Regions from separate parts of the Homo sapiens genome. Here all the other regions are linked to region 1. Evidence: read pairs that join two places in POLR2A ChIA-PET (ENCODE). Cell type or tissue: OCI-LY7. All regions are shown on one strand. Links, peaks and the distances in the headings refer to the core of each region. The heading gives the core; the rest is flanking DNA.

Region 1 (5,646 bases), core at 653-4,652:
TTAATGACCGTGGCAGTGCAGCCTCGTGCCGTAGGGTGGGACCTCCTGGAGCCTTCAGAGTCGGGCAGAGATGCTTCCTGGGAGGTGTCCGGATGACCTCTCTTTCGGGGAGTGGGGGAGTTCTGGAAGTTTCCATACAAGGAGCAGTTCAAGTGTTGGAGGCCCCCGGTTCTCCCAGGGCCCCTTTGATGTTCAGCGTGGGGACTCGGGGGTCATAGCAGCTTCCTGGATGTGTCTGAGTCATCAAAGCTCTGCTTAGTAACCTTAACCTTAGTGCCTTAACCTTGCTAAGGCACAGGTTTCTCGCATCTGAACCACCTGCGAGCTGTTTGGGAGCTACATTTTTGAAGAGGAAACTCCACTTTTATTCTCTGGGGTTTGGCCCCCCGATCAGCCTCTCCAGATGGGATCTCCCTCCTTGCCCAATCTGCAGCCCACGCCCCAGCCAGTCCAGACTGCTGTCGGTTCCCGGCACACCATAGGGCTGCGCACAGCTCCTGCCCTGGCTTCGGCCCTTCCCTCTGCCCAGGATGCCCTTCATCTGGATATCTACGCCTAACAGGTTCAACTCAGGGGTTCCCTCCTGCCGGGTGAGCAGTGGGAATCACAGTCCAAGGAACTTTGGTCTTGGAAGTATCTGAGTTCCAGTGCTTACTAAGCCCTCGAGCCTGCCCCAGCTACTTTCTCCTCACCCGTGGAATGAGGATAAAGTAGCACCTAACTCAGTGTTTCTCAAACTGTACAGTGCGCCTGAAGCACTCCGGGATCTGGATAGACTGCAGATTAGGACTCAGCAGGTCTGGGGTGGGGCCAGAGAGTCTGTGTTTTTCTTTTTTCTTTTCTTTTTTTTTTTTTTTTTTGAGACAGAGTTTTGCTCTTGTTGCCCAGGAGTGCAATGGCACCATCGGTTGACTGCAACCTCCGCTTCCCGGGTTCAAGTGATTCTCCTGCCTCAGCTTCCTAAGTAGCTGGGATTGCAGGCATGCACCACCACGCTCGACTAATTTTTTTTTAATTATTATTTTTAGTAGAGACGGGGTTTCTCCATGTTGGTCAGGCTGGTCTTGAACTCCCGACCTCAGGTGATACACCCGCCTTGGCCTCCCAAAGTGCTGGGATTACAGGCCTAAGCCACCACACCCGGTTGAGTCTGTGTTTCTCTAACATGGTCCCCTGTGATGCGGATGCTGCTGGTCCAGAGTCCACACTTTGACTAGCAAAGGCTGATCTCATCGTGTTATATGTGACATGGCATGTACATGACATGTAAAGTACACAGGCCTTGCCTGGTTCATGCAAGCCCACCGTGATAACTTTTCTTGTGTGTAATGTGAGGCTTCCAGGGCACACCAGTCTCCTTCATGGAACAGACCAGACTGCGTGTCCCAAGCATCTCACTGTCTGAGGTTTGAGGAGCACTTTTAGTTCCGCCTCCTTTTACCATGCCTCCCCATAGTCCCGTTGGGCTTTCCAATCTCTGTGTAGGTTGTAAAATTCCTGGGGCAAGAAACATTCAGGAGGCAGTAGGTGTGCCTTGTACGAGGATGTGCGTCTTGGTTTTGGGGAGCACAGGATGCTAAATGGTCATGCTGGTTTTTTTTGTTTTGTTTTGAGACGGAGTCTCGCTCTTTCGCCCAGGCCGGACTGTAGTGGCGCTATCTCGGCTCACTGCGAGCTCCGCCTCCCGGGTTCACTCCATTCTCCTGCCTCAGCCTCAGGAGCAGCTGGGACTACAGGCACCCGCCACCATGCCCGGCTAATTTTTTTGTATTTTTAGTAGAGACGGGGTTTCACCGTGTTAGCCAGGATGGTCTCGATCTCCTGACCTCGTGATCCGCCCGCCTCGGCCTCCCAAAGTGCTGGGATTACAGGCGTGAGCCACCGCGCCCGGCCCGTGCTGTTGTTTTCAAAGACACGTTTATTCTTGAAGGGAACACAAAAGAGGTATAGGATCTCCTTCTTCTTCCAGGCAGCCCTGCCCTGGTTTCCAGCCACCTTGGGTGTTTAGGCTGGACCCCGAAACCACCCCCATACACAAAGCCTGAGTGTCAAAGCCTCGCTGGTAGCCAGGCTCAGAGAGAATGTGCTAAACCCCACACACCTAACGGCCGTTTTCACATGGCAGCCCCCCACGCTGAGATCCATATACCCAAACATCAGCGAGGCTGCCGTGAGAAGCAGCAGGAGACACACAAGCTACTTACCGGCCAGTTTCCATTACTCTCCCGACCTGTTCCAGATTTCCAAAGCGGCATGCCGGGTAATAGCCACTCTTGCACGGCAAAGGAGAAATGTCCACGATAGTCCAAGAAGCGCCGTCCCTGGCCCTGGGTTTGGTAAGTTGTAAAAGGAACTTGCTGCTAAATAGCCACTTAATCCCCAGAGCCTTTGTGATTTGTAAGTTTCAGGCTTGAGCTTGAGGTTGGTGACAATCTCCACCTGTGGCCATAGAAGAATAAAAGCTTTGGGGGGAATGTGGAGCCCCCGCAGGAAGATGAGTTACCTCCAACAAATAAGTGTTATGGGACATCTGGTGGAAATGCACCCTAGAGATAAGACAGGCCGTCGGTCCACCTGCAGTCAGCCATTGTTAGTTTTATTACCTCCGGTGGATGAGGCCAGGTGAAAAACAGAAGTTCCCCACAGCCTCCAGAGAGAAGAAAAGGAGTGTGTTTCCTGTACATCTGTATTCTCAAACTTCCATGTGGCTAAAAATGGGAAGGGGGTACTTTTTAAAAATATAGGTTCCTGGGCCCCTGGCCTGTTGGGGCTCATGTGGGACTCAAGGGTGTGTGTGTGTGTGTGTGTGTGTGTGTGTGTGTGTGTGTGTGTGTATATTTTTTTTTTTTGAGACGGAGTTTTGCTCTTGTTGCCCAGGCTAGAATTCAATGGCGTGATCTCGGCTCACTGCAACCTCTGCCTCCCAGGTTCAAGCTATTCTCCTGCCTCAGCCTCCCAAGTAGCTAGGATTACAGGCATGTGCCACCACACCCAGCTAATTTTTTTTTTTTTTTTTTTTTTTTTAGTAGAGACAAGGTTTCATCGTGTTGGTCAGGCTGATCTCGAACTCCTCACCTCAGGTGATCCACCTGCCTCAGCCTCCCAAAGTGCTGGGATTACAGGCGTGAGCCACCACTCTCGGCCAAGGGTGTACATTTTTAACAGGGTCCCCAGATGGTTTTGCTGCAGTTGGTCCCCTGACCACACTTTAAGAAACACTGGCTAAGACAGTTCTATAAAAATAAAGAAGAAATCATTGTTCAGCCCAGGATGTGCAAGGGTGAAGGAATAGTATATTCACTCAAATCATCTGAAGTGCATTATCCAGAATAGATTCTGGCTACAGAATCTGAAGAGACATTGCCATAGCTCCCACTTCATTCATTCATTCATTCATTCAACAAGTCTCTCTTGAGCACCAGCTGTATGCCAGGTGCTGTTCTAAGGGCTGAGGATATAGAGAACAAAACAGACCAAAATCCTTGACCTGAGAGAGCCGACTTTCTTATGAAAGAGATCGGCGATCGAGATCAATAAGGACGTAAGTGCATTGCACACCTTGAAGAGTAGGCAGGAAGGTGGCAAGAGGGAATATTGCAGGGAGGGAGGCTGCTGGGAGCAAATGTGACAACTTTAAGTTGGGAGATCAGGGCCAGCCTCACTGAGGAGGTAACATTTGAGCAGAGATGTGAAGGAGATCAACGAGAGCAGTGTGGATCTCTGGGGAAGGCACGCACGGAGACCCTGAAGCCTCAGGGTGCTCCAACATGCAAGGAGGCGGATGGTGCAGGAGTGATCAGATGGGACCTGTGGTCAGAGAAGACCTGAGAACAAGCCTGAGTGTAGAATTTGCCACTCAGCAGATGGTTTTCGAATGGGTGGATCCATTCAGGGATCCTCCACGGTATGCACAGAGAAGTAAAGAGATCCAGCTTCCAGGAAAAGAGCAGAAAAGCAGATATACAGGGAGAAGCAGGCACAGAAACCACAAGGCTCTAAGGGGAGAGGGGTTGGGAGAACAGTGATGCAGTCACTTTGTGCATCTGTTATCAACTGCTGTGTAACCAGTTACTGCACACTGGGCAGCTTATGAGGACAGACACGTATTACCTCGCAGCTTCTGGAGTTCAGAAGTCTGGCCATGGCTGAACTGGGCTCTCTGCTCAGGGACTCACGGGGCAGAAATCAGGTGCTGGCTGAGCTGCATTTCTTCTGTAACTCCAGGTCCTCTTTCGAGCTCATGTGGTTATTGATGGAAATCTGTTCTTTGCAGCTGTAAGACTGAGGCCACTGTTCTCTTGATGGCTGTTTGCCAGGTGCTGCTCTAAGTTCCTGGAGGCTGCCTGCAGTTCCTTGACACATGGGCCTCTCCATCAGCTCTTGGGCTGCCAATCTCCTAGGCAGGGCCCCGGCTCTTTTAAGGACTCACCTGATTAGGTCAGGCCCACCTGGATGCTTTTTTTAAATAAAGAGCTCAAAGTCAACAGTGGTAATGTAAGAATAGAAGCGAAATCCCATCACATTCACAGGTTCTGCATGCACTCAAAGTGGGTACACCAGGAGAGGAAATCTTGGGGGTTTAGAATTCTACCTACTGCCCTTCAGTCCAGCACAATTTCTGGTTTCTGGTACTCGAGTGGCAGGGGCTACCCTTTCTCCCTTGGGCCCCACACCATGCACCCAGCTCCATGTGATAAATGACCATTCTTGCTTCCACAGGCTCTAGTAGATCTCAGCTAGAGAATCCCAAGACTGTGATGGGATGGGAGTCCCAAAGGCACCACCTCAATTTCAGCATGATTTGCCTGTGGTGTGCAGGATCCTTCTCTCCCCAGGAGCGGAGAGAGGGAAGCGATCATGCTGAAATGCTTTTGAAGCTGCCTTTGTGCACCGTGGCGCAGATGACACAGCAGTGCCCTGAACCCTGGCTGCTGCTCCAGCACACTCAGTCTTAATGTATTGACATTGGCAGCCCTTGTATATCTCGTCATGCCAATAAGGTAATTGAAATGGAATTGTCTCCAAGCATCCAATTAATCAGCAAATAAATCATAAACCTGTGGCTGTTCATTCAGGGAGGCAAAGAGGCTTCTCCTGGCTTTCTGACCACCGGAGTTGATTGAGCTCAGACTTTATGCACTTCTAATGAGCTTCAGGAGAAGAGAGGTAAGTCCAGGCAGGTAATGTTTAGAGCGTTACTGAGGCCCCGGGAACTGTGTACAAGGTCCTTCACGTATGAAGGCTCATTCTTCCATCAAAGAGGTTTATGTACTGGATTTTTTTCGTTAAAAAAATCCCCGTGAAGTGAGGATGACGATTCACATTTTACAGGACAGGAAACTGAACCTCAGAGAGGTTAAGCAACTTGCTGAAGGCCACACAGCAAGTAGAGGGCAGAGTCTGAGTTGAAAACTAGACCCGTCTGGTCAAGTGCAATGGCTCATGTCTGTAATCCCAGCACGGTGGGAGGCCAAGGCAGGAGGATTGCTTGGGGCCATGGATTCAAGACCAACCTGGGCAACCTAGTGAAACCTCATCTCTATTAAAAATAAAAATAAAAATTAGTTGGGCATGGTGGTATACACCTGTGGTCCCAGGAGTCCTCAGGAGGCTGAGGTAGGGGGATCACTTGAGCCCAAGAGTTGA
Region 2 (5,646 bases), core at 549-4,548, 230 kb after region 1:
AAACTCAACTCAGCATGCTGTTGGCTCATGGTTATGATGCTAACTCCTAAGACCGTCGGCCACCAGAGCGGACACTCTGAGTGCAGGACAGCGGCAGTGGAGTCCTCGGGAGTCGTGGTGGAGGGGTCTCACTAGGTGAGCTCTGCAGACTGTGGGTGGGGCCTAGAATTGGTGCTGAGGCTCTTTGGAATAAGGCAGTGGCCTCCCTTCACACATGTAGGAAAGGCCCTGAATGCAGAGCAAACAAAAAAGCCAAAGCCACCTCAAACCATCCCCAGAAAATGCGAGTGAGCGGCAGAGACGTTCCTGTCCTCTAACCCTGTGCCCTTCTCCCCTAGTGCTCCTGCGGGAAGAAGTGTCGCGGCTCCAGGAGGAAGTTCACCTTCTCCGGCAGATGAAGGAGATGTTGGCGAAGGACCTGGAGGAGTCGCAGGGCGGCAAGTCCTCTGAGGTCCTCTCGGCCACCGAGCTCAGGGTCCAGCTGGCCCAGAAGGAGCAGGAGCTAGCCAGAGCCAAAGAAGCCTTGCAGGGTGAGTGACGAGTCAGCAGCAGTTCCTTCGCTGGGAGCTCAGGCCCCAGGGATCTGGAGTCCTCCCCATGCAGGGGAAGTGACGCAGATGGACACAGGGGTCTCCCAGCACCCACCTCCAGCTGTGGCTGCCCTGTCCCTTCTTCGAGTGGAATTCTGCATCTTGTGGGCTGGGTGCAGATGCCATTCCTTCCTCCAGTGTGACCATCACACATTGTCCATATGGCTGGATGTGAGGTGTCTCCTTCTGGGGTGTGAATGGTGGATGGGCATCTTGGCTGGACCAGGACGCTGACCCAGCAGCCGAGTCTCTCTTACCCAGCACCCTTGGGGTCCTTCGGTGCCTCCACTCAGGGCATAGTGTGGCTACGCTGATTTCTCTGCTGGAGGACATGTCTGTGTCCCATGCGTCCCTCTTGCTCACCATGATGGGCTCTCCTGGGCCCAGAGGAAGGAGTTGGAAGATGACATGGTGTAGTGTCCAGGGGGTCTCTTGAAGACAAGGACCACAGACCCGTAACTACCATGTGGCTGGTGTGTCTTCAGCCAGAAATTGCTTTAGGAGATGAGGAAACCGCTGTCCACATGCTCAGCCTGGTTTCCCTGGAGGGACCCACATCCCTCTCTCCCGGGAGGCACTGCCACATTCTATGGGGCTGGAAGAAGGGTCTCAGCGGGTTATTTGAGAAAGGTTGGAAGCCATCATGTAACCTGTCAGTGGACTCCACAGTGCTTGGAGAACTCAGGCATGAAACATCTGGGGAAAACACAGCCTTTGGGGTCTGCATTGATTCTCTTAAGCCCCCTCAGTGTCTTTGCTTCTTCTAGAAAAGACAATAAAGCTTTGCAACCTTCTTTCCACTTACCATTCACTAGAACAATGAATCCTCTTTAAAAATGTTGTTTCTGAAGCTAAAGCAGGTTTATTAATTAGGTTAATACCATGCTGCTGTAACAAAGAGACCCCAAAACACAGAGGCTTAAAGAATCTGTTTCTTCCTTTACCACCCCACAGTGAGCATTTGAGGCCGGTTGGGTGTATGTGTTTCCCTGAGAGACCCCAGGGAAAGAGCCAGAATGGAGGGCCAGAGATTTGCCTTTGCAAGAGCTTGGTCATGTGACCATTCCTAGATGCAGAGGGTTCTGGGAAATGTAGTTTCTAGCTAGGTGGCCTTGTCCCAGCTAGGACTCTAACAGGGTAAAAGAGAGAATGGATTTTGCTGGACAGTTAATCGGCTCAGTGAGAGCCAATTCCCTGACAAGGGGTGTGATGTGGGCAGCAGGCCAAGAAGGCTATCTGTCCAGTGCCCAGCTGACTATCCCCCAGAAAGCCTGGGAAGTCCTCAGCTGAGGGTGAGCCCGTATCCAGAGTGTCACAGCACTCTTGACAAGTGTTCTTTTCAGCAGTACATGTTGCTTTCCAAGGCAGGTAGATGACCCTCTTCTTCTGGGGTCTTGTTTCTGGTGGGGTCACGGCGGCAGCATTTTGGGTGGTCTTTTGAAGCTGTAATAGACATTGGGGTGCATTGTGGCCCAGCTGACATGGCATGCCTGGGAAGTCATTTTGCCAAGTAGGCGTACTTTTCCTCTATGCAGCCACCCGGCAGTCTAGGCAGATCTGTGTGAGCCATCCTCCACGCCCAGCTTCCCAGGATCCTGTAATATCCATTCTCCTTCTCAGGATGGAGACCCAAGTCTCGGGAATCTCCCACAAGCAAGTGCTGCTGGGCTCAGGCTGTGCAAGCTGTTGTCGTTTGGTCTTGCCAAGCTTTATCATGTAGTGGAGAGTAGGGACTGGCTCAGGAAGCAGCCAGATGCTGTTCAATCACCTTTCCCATTCTGTGTCCCAGGGACAGAGACGCCAACCTCCACGTCTTTGACCAGGTACAGGATTCTCACCCCTATGTGCTCTTCTGGATCTGCAAGGAGGAGAAAAACCTCCCTTAGTGGTTCCTGGGCCTACAGGGATGGCGGCGGCGGGAGTTAAGCAGAGGCTCACTTACACTACCATCCCCAGCTCCTTGGAGGCTACAACCTAGCCTCTTTAAACCTACAATCTAGGATGTACAACCTAGCCTCTCCATTCCTGATCTGAGTGATTGGACATTAACAGTGGCTTTGCAGGAGGTTGTGAGAATGAAACGAGGTAATGTCTGGAAAGGTGATAGTTAGTTCCTGCTGTTGTCATAATGTACATCCTCCTCCCTTTAGCCCACAAGGCACAGAGCTGTACAGGCAATCTTTACTAACTCTGTGCTGTAAGATTTCTTATCCACCACCAAAGATCTTTGGCCTTGCCCAGGGACGCAGAGATCCACCCCTTTGTAGGAGTATTAATATAAGCAACAAGGACTTGTCAGTATTCTTGAAAAGGAAGCTTTATTGAGCACCTACTGGGTGCCAACACTCTTCTAAGTACGTGACTTACCATTCACCTCAATCCTGCCAGGAGCTAGAAACCCCATTTCTCAGGTGGAGACACCTGAATGAGGTTCAGGGAAAGTAAATAACTTGACCAGGGTGGCAGAGCTAATTAGCAGAAGCAGAGACTTTTTCCCACTGCACAGACACGCCTCATCTTCCCTCTGGGTATGGTCGCAGGGAAGGAAGTTGGCCCAGATGCCAGAGACAGAAGCCATTCTTACTTCAGTGGCGGTGACAGCAGACTCAAGTCAGATCTGGGGGCTTGAATCCCACCTCTACCATTTATTGGCTATGTGAGCTTGGATGCATTTTTTTGTTGTTGTTGTTGTTTACTTTTTTATTTTCCTCTAAGTTCTGGGTTACATGTGCAGAACGTGCAGGTTTGTTGCATAGGTATATGTGTGCCATGGTGGTTTGCTGCACCTGTCAACTCATCATCTAGGTTTTAATTAGATATTTGTCCTAATGCTGTCCCTCCCCTTGCCCCCTACTGCCCAACAGGCCCCAGTGTGTGATGTTCCCCCTCCCTGCGTCTACATGTTCTCATTGTTTGACTCCCACTTATGAGTGAGAACGTGTGGTGTTTGGTTTTCTGTTCCTGTGTTAGTTTGCTGAGAATGATGGTTTCTAGCTTCACCCATGTCCCTGCAAAGGACATGAACTAATTCTTTTTTATGGTTGCATAGTATTCCATGTTGTATATGTACCACATTTTCTTTATCCAGTCTGTCATTGATAGGCATTTGGGTTGGTTCCAAGTCTTTGCTATTGTAAATAGTGCTGCAGTAAACATACGTGTACATGTGTCTCTATAGTAGAATGATTTATAATCCTTTGGGTATGTGCCCAGTAATGGGATTCCTGGGTCAAATGGTATTTCTGGTTCTAGAGCTTGGATACATTCTTTAACCTCCCTGCCCCATGATTCCTTTGCTGAGGGTAATAGTAACAATGCCTGTTTTTCTTATAATTGGGACTAATAAACAGTAGCTACTTCATAGGATTGTTGTGAAGATTGAGGTGTAAAGTGCATGGCCTGGTGTGTAGTACCATTAGTGCCAATACTGAGATCTGCTTGGAGATGTTGCTTGTCTGATTCTCATGAGGGGTGGCCCAGACCTGAGACCACCCCTTGAGCCCATCCAAGCTCAAGGTAGCGGCATTCCTGAAAGGCAGTGAGTTGGCACCTTCAGCCACCACGAGCATCCTGCCTGGAATTCTACAAAGTCATAAATAAGATGCTTCACCAGCCACAGCACATGGTGAGTAAATTGCAGACAGATGCGGGCAGAAGGAGTCCAGGGCATGGAAAGGGATTTATATGCCCATAATGAGGAGAGGGGGAATAAACGCACAAGCCGAGCAAGCAGCAGATGTTGGGCGACGCTTGTTAACATCCAGTGTCCCTAATGTGGGAAAAAGCAGAGCCCCCAAAGACTTGCCCCCTGGCAGATTCTCTCTCCAACTAACTGCCCCACCGTCTTTGTGTTTGAATGAGACCCGAAATTTCTAGCATGTGAGAGGAACAGGAACTCAAGCAGGCACCCAAAACATCAGTCTGCGGTTACAACACAAAAGCAATGGAAAGAATCTTGTTTGGGAAAAACGGGGGCTTAGAAGATTCCTTTGTTTCTTTGGAAATGAGTGTGGGAATATTTGGTTTTGAATTTTGGTCTCATCATGAGCTTAAAGGCAGAAGCCTGAATGATTGTTTAAGACATATATATATATTTTTTTCTTTTTTTTTTTTGAGACAGAGTCTCACTCTGTCATCCAGGCTTGGAGTACACTGGTGCAATCTCAGCTCACTGCAACCTCTGCCTCCCGGGCTCAAATGAGCCTCCAGAGAAGCTGGAACTACAGGCACACACCACCATGCCCGGCTAATTTTTGTATTTTTTTGTAGAGACGGAGGCTTGCCATGTTGCTCAGGCTGGTCTGGAACTCCTGGGCTCAAGCAGTCTGCCCGGGTCGGCTTTCCAAAGTGCTGAGATTACAAGCATGAGCCACCAAGCCCAGCTCATCAATGGTATCATCTTATGTATAAACTGCATGAGCCCTGCCCAGCACATGTGGTAAGCGTGTAGCCTGGGGGACCCCTTTGGGGTGTCTGTTGATTTCCTCAGGCCTCCTCAATTTCATGATTTCTCCGCGAATCAAGGCAGCACAGAAACAATGATAGTGAAAATTTGCTTCATTCCTTTTTAAATCTCTTAACAGCATGTCAGGTGTTTTGAGCGTGTTCCCACAACAATAAATACTCTTTGAAAACATAATTTTTAATGACTACATAATGTTCTGCCAAATGGAGATACCATAATTTATTTAGCCGTTTCCCTATTATTAGACACTTAAGTTGTTTCCACTTTTTTTCTCTCTCTGTCTTTTGTTTGTTTGTTTGCCATTATATAACACTGTCTTAAAGATCTGTGTATGTAAATCTGTTTATTTTCATAAGACAGCATTTCTTAAGCTCTTTGGCCTGAGGACCACTTTATATCTTTACAAAACTGAAGACCCCAAAGGGCTTTTGCTCATATGGTTTAGATCTATTAGTATTAATGTTTTCAAAATTAAAACTAGAAAAAATATGTAAATCTTTAGTAATTTATTTTAAAATCATCATAATAAATGCATTATATGTTAACATAAGTACAGTTATCTTTTTCTTTCCTTTCCTTTTCTTTTTTTTT
Region 3 (5,646 bases), core at 549-4,548, 370 kb before region 1:
GGAACACGATTTACTAATCTATGCCTCAGTTTCTTCCACTGCAAAATGGGGGTAATTATAGCCGCTGCCTCCTAGAGCCACTACAACGATCGAATGGGATAATGTTTGTGAAGCATGCAGCATGAGCACTGGCACACACAATACATTTCTGAACAAATGTTCACTACTGTTATTATTCATCTCTAAAATGGGAATAATGATGCTGGCCTAATAGAGTTATTTAGCATAACAGTATATAGGAAAGGGATCCATAAAGAGGAAACAGCAAATTTCCCTAGAAAAACATGACCACCATCATTCTAAGAAAAAAAATTTTATTTGCCTAAGGGATATATATTTATTTCCTGGGGCTGCTATAATAATGTACCACAAACTGGGTGACTTAAAACAACAGAAATTCATTCTCTCTGAGTTCTGGAGGCCAGAAGGTGAAAGACAAGTTGTCGTCAGGGACATGCTTCATCTGAAGCTTCTAGGGAAGAATTGTTCCTTGTCTCTTTCAGCTCCTGGTGTTCCTTGGCTTGTGGCCGCATCACGTCAATCTCTGCCTCTGTCTTGCATGGCATTCTCCCTGTGTGTGTCTTCACTTCATCCTTCCTCTGTTTTTTTGTTTTGTTTTGTTTGTTTGTTTTAGAGAGAGGTTCTGACTATGTTGGCCAGGATGGTCTTGAACTCCTGGCCTTAAGTGATCTTCCCACCTTGACGTCCCAAAGTGCTGGAATTGTAGGCATGAGCCACCATGCCCGGCCCCCTCTCTTTTTTTTTTTTGTGACGGAGTCTCACTCTGTTGCCCAGACTGGAGTGCAGTGGCACCATCTCGGCTCACTGCAAACTCCGCCTCCCGGGTTCAAGCCATTCTCCCGCCTCAGCCTCCCGAGTAGCTGGTACTACAAGTGCCCGCCACCATGCCTGGCTAATTTTGTTTTTGTATTTTTAGTAGAGACGGGTTTTCACCATGTTAGCCAGGATGGTCTCAATCTCCTGACCTCATGATCCGCCCGCCTCGGCCTCCTAAAGTGCTGGGATTACAGGTGTGAGCCACCGCGCCCCGGCGCCCACCCCCTCCCCCCGGGGTGGGGGGGGGGGGGGTCTTTCAAGGTCACCAGCTGTGTTGGATTAAGGGCCCACCCTACTCCAGCATGACCTCATCTTAATTAATTACATCTGCAATGATTCTATTTCCAAATAACGTCATACACTGAGACCCTGGGGGTTAAAACGTCAACATTATCTTTTTGGGTAATGCAATTCAACTCATAACTGCAAAGTTTTGCAACCTCGGCACTACTGAAATTTGTGGCAGGTAATTCCTTGTGGTGGGGACTGTCCTGTGCATTGCAGGATGTTTAGCAGCGTCCCCAGCCTCTACTCACTAGATGCCAGGAGCACCTTTCCCCAGTCATAACAATCACAAACGTCTTCAGACATTACCAAATATCCCTTGAGGAGCCAAATTGCCTCAGTTAAGAACCTCCGGGTTAAAAAATAATACTTTCTAGACTAACTCAAAACAAAAAGACTTCCTCCAGTGGGACTGCAGAAGTGGCTAATACAGCAGTTAGGTCATAAAGTGTAGATAGATATTCCTCTTATGGCATATTGCTAATAATAACGACTCAAAATTTCGCCTTGCCCAGCAGATCTTTCTGATGAGATAGATTTCCCTACCTGGAGGCCACAGTTATTATTGTTAGTTCATACACGAGTCATAGCCTAAAATGTAAATTGCTTGGAAATACAGCAAATCTGGTGACATAATAAAAAGGAAAATCGATTTCTCCAGAAATACACATCTGTTCATTAAAGCTGTCTGGTAGTCCATTGCAGCTGTTCCCATTTAAAAACTAAAGATCTAAACATAATCCTTTACAGTGGAAAGTTAGCAGAGAAGATATTCATAAAAGTCTGTGGAAATGGTTTGGCAGTTAAGTGTGGTTTATTTTTGTCTATGGCTCTTATGGAACCCTCTGAACGTACAAATGAAAACTGAAATGTCGTAGCTCATCTTCATTGAAGCTGTTGGCTATTCAGGGTGACCAGTTCAAATCTTGCTGGGACAGTGCAAGGGGTGACAAGTTTCCCGGGCAATTAAATGGTCAGTCTTTCTCTGTATATAGGAAACTTGGAAGATTTTCAAGAAAAGTATCATAGCTGTGAAGCAGGATATCTTTCCTAAGCCCTTCACTGGCGGGAACTGGAGGGCGGGCACTGGAGCTAGCCAGCTGCTTCGGCGCCAGCAGGGGCAGACTCCATTCACTCAAACTTGCTGCACTTAACCCCTTGTGGGAGGGAACACACAAGTGTGAGCGGGTGCAGGAGCCGTGGGCGAGCACTTTTGTGTGCCAGCGGGAAGAAACGCCGCACCAGCATTTAGAGGGGTGCCCACCATCAATGAAGCCCCAGAAGGCATGTGTTACAGTGCTCTTTGAGCTCTGCCATCCACGGATGGCTTAAGTGTTAACAGCTCAGTAGACTCTCTGCCTTTTCACATGAGGTGGCTGCTTTCCACCAGCAAGGGCAGATGGTCAGTGTGACAGCCTTTTGCATCTGCACCCCTGGTACCCAAGCTCTTGTTCAGCATCCAGGAAAAATCAGGTCTCACAAACGAATGGAAGGGCAGTGAATGCAGAGGATCTTATTGCCAATGAAAATGGCTAGCCGGGCACAGTGGCTCATGCCTGTAATCCCAGCACTCTGGGAGGCCGAGGCAGGCAGATCACGAGGTCAGGAGTTCAAGACTAGCCTGGCCAACATGGTGAAACCCTGTCTCTACTAAAATACAAAAATTAGCGAGGCGTGGTGGCACGCGCCTGTAATCCCAGCTACTTGGGAGGCTGAGGCAGGAGAACTGCTTGAACACAGGAGGCGGAGGTTGCAGTGAACTAAGATCACACCACTGCACTCCAGCCGAGGTGACAGAGCAAGACTCTTGTCTCCAAAAAAAGAAAAAGGCTCTCAGCGGGAAAGGAAGCTGGAAGGGAGATGGAGCGAGAAGGTATTCTTCCCCTGAAGTCCGGCTACCTGCAGCCAGACTCTTCTCTGAGGTCGCACTGTCAAGCTGTCCCTCTGAAGGCAAGCTACTTCTCTCCAATGTCCAACTGTAGCCTCCAACGTCCAGCTGCTTCTCCTCTTCTCTCTGATGGAGCCTGGGGTTTTTATGGGGACAGGATGGGGGGCGGGCTGGGCCATGGGTGGTTTTGGAAAAGGCAACATTTGAGCAGGAAAATAGGGGTGTAAGTTCTCACTTTGGACCATGGTCCCAGGCTTGAGGGTGGAGCCCTTGCCTCCAGCCTACTGGTCACCCTTGTCGTTTCTCTGGCCATCGGACTGCAGAGCCTGGGCTGAATCAGTAACCATGTCAACATCACCCCACCCCTTCTCTTCTTGGCTGCCATGCCTACCAATCAAAAGCTGAGCCCTAGACCAGCTTAGTGCAAACACAATGTTGTCCAGCGGTGTTGCGTGATTTGATGGCAGGAGGCAAGCAGGGGAGTCCAGGGAGACTCCTGCCCCCTAAACATGCACACTCACCTGTGCTTCCATTTTCAATGTAGTCCCTAAGTGCTGCCTTCTCTCAGATCCTTGGAGACTTTTCAGTTTGATTGTATCTGAACCTTGACCCCTTTATATCTTTCAAAATGAACCAGGCTACGTAAAAATGTAAGAAGCCTGAAAGGAGAAAGTGGGATAGCGAGAGCTTGAAATCTAAGTTCACATCTTGGTTTCACCCCCAAGCTAGGGTTTCCTTACTTGCGAACGTGGGGTTTGCCAACCAGGTCTACTGTGAAGATCTGCCTGATGGATTTTTCTATCTGTACGTGCAGATACAACACATAACATTATCTAGGGGCATTCAATGTGTTTGTTGACTGCTATGAGGGTATACGGTGCAAGGAAAGAAAACAGGAGCAGGGACAAGCTTGGCTTCTCAACCACCATGTGGCATCTCTGTGTGGCTCTGTAAAGCAGTGTTGTCTTTGGAAGGCAGCAGTGACCCCAGTGTTTACAGACGGGATGCATCCCTGAGAGCCGGATTTTAGCTTTGTGCATCACTCAGATGCAAGCAGCTGTTTACCTAGAAGTGCATTTTCACTTCGTGTTTGTTGTCAGAGTGTTTATGAATGATCCATCCATTAGGCACTCCCATGATGTGGTCATCAACAAAGCTTCTAGGTCTCTGACCATTTTGCCAACCGTACAATCAGCTTTCACAATTTACACATAACTGAAGCCTGCTAACAACCCATGGGACCTAGAGAAACAGCTTTCTTGATAGCTCAGATGCAGAATGTGGGGATCTGGGTAATTTACATAGATGGGTGTCACCTGTGATGCCTCCTCCCTCCTAAGCCTCTGGCTCAATCCTACCTCAGGCTGTTGGCTCCTTGGAGTTCTTGGCCTGGACTACGACCATGCACCCAAACTGAAGAAAGAGAAGGCTTCGCTTCAACTTTCAACAATCGATTTTTATAGTGTCTAAAGCAACTCACTCAATTTACAGCCCTTTACTTGTTAAACAATCCATCATAAAAGAGGATTAAGGGATGGCCAGGTAGAGAGGTACTGGCTTTTTTTTTCTCCAAGTACATTAACGGTGCCCGTGTTAGGTAGTTCTCTCCAAGTATATTAATAGTACCTGTGTCAGGCAGGACCATTTCTGGTCCTGATCTTATCCGGGTCACCTTTCTTTGGTCCACATTTCAAACAGTGGCTAATAGGGAGCGCTGGGCTTCCCGGGAGTTGAATAAATAGTATTGACTTTCATTAGCTCACTAGCAACTGCTAGAGATGGAAGGTGTCTTACACCAAGATGTGTTTCTGCAGCGTAGCCTCAGGAAAGAATCAGATGGAGACACATTTCTAAATGCAAAATAAGAGATCCTGAATCAGAACATTTCCTCTCAGGAGAAATGTTCTCGATTTTGTGTGTGTGTGTGAGAGCAAAGCAGCCACTGCTGTCTGGGTGGCAGAAATGTCAAAAATGTATCGTTCGCTCTTCAGTTTCCTCGCTCAATGCCAGGTCATTAACTTTAACACTATCCAAGTGCTTGCACGACTGTATTTACCTTAAAGGATGTGCATGAGCCTATTGTTTAAAATGCAGCCTCCACGAGAAATCTGTGGAGAAATCTGTGGAGCTGAAGCTAGTCCGCTTCAAAGAAGGAGCCTTGAAATGTGCTAGCCAAGATTTGTGAAGCGGCTTCTCCATCTGGAGAATGGTAAAAGGGAAGAGGGGCATTTAGAAGGAAGAAAAAATGGGGAAAGGGCAGACTGGACGGGACCTTGTCTCCTGCAAGGCCATGATGGGTTGCGAATGATGAATTGCCCTTTAAGGGCAGCCTTGTTTAACAAAGACACAGCACATCTCTCGAGGAAGGTATTTAGCAAAGAGGAAAGCTGAGCAAGGATCCAAAGGAAATAAACCTGACCACAGCCCTTGTGCCAGTTATGCAAAGTAAGCCCAACGTCCCCATGCACCTGTAGGGGAATCTGGAACTGCTTTCAGGTATGCATTCCACTAAAAACATGTAAATCTCAAAGAAGCAAGCCATTGTTACAGTAATTTGTGTTTTCATGATGGTGCTTAGTCTAAGTCACTATCAATGTAATAGCTAAATAAATTAATCCAGAAACAACTGGCTCTAA

What was found. ChIA-PET counts read pairs that join two places held together with the same protein. Peaks named below come from ENCODE experiments on the same cell type or tissue, not always from the same donor. Only the 100,000 strongest peaks of a DNase experiment are listed, where the experiment ranks them.
Region 2: POLR2A ChIA-PET joins it to region 1 with 6 read pairs; 3 of 35 experiments call an interaction of 5 or more read pairs at or near these places.
Region 3: POLR2A ChIA-PET joins it to region 1 with 5 read pairs; 1 of 35 experiments calls an interaction of 5 or more read pairs at or near these places.

The regions. Positions count from the first base shown.
Region 1 is chr1:14,733,467-14,739,112 of GRCh38, forward strand. The region is part of intron 1 of KAZN (kazrin, periplakin interacting protein); the gene reads left to right. Among named protein-coding and RNA genes, the nearest start is that of KAZN, 140 kb to the left of the region's middle. RefSeq lists enhancers at 1-444, 1,167-1,888, 1,889-2,610. In OCI-LY7, for the core only: a CTCF peak has its summit at 2,503; DNase peaks (open chromatin) are centred at 1,255, 2,595 and 4,285; H3K4me3 peaks cover 3,649 bases; H3K27ac peaks cover 4,000 bases.
Region 2 is chr1:14,960,346-14,965,991 of GRCh38, forward strand. It overlaps KAZN (kazrin, periplakin interacting protein), which reads left to right. Exons shown (of 15, transcript NM_201628.3): 2 at 339-530. Among named protein-coding and RNA genes, the nearest start is that of TMEM51-AS1, 190 kb to the right of the region's middle. In OCI-LY7, for the core only: no CTCF peak of the experiment used is centred there; no DNase peak of the experiment used is centred there.
Region 3 is chr1:14,364,294-14,369,939 of GRCh38, forward strand. The region is part of intron 3 of KAZN-AS1 (KAZN antisense RNA 1); the gene reads right to left. It also overlaps a transcript of KAZN not described here. Among named protein-coding and RNA genes, the nearest start is that of KAZN-AS1, 53 kb to the right of the region's middle. In OCI-LY7, for the core only: a CTCF peak has its summit at 2,237; no DNase peak of the experiment used is centred there; H3K27ac peaks cover 2,455 bases.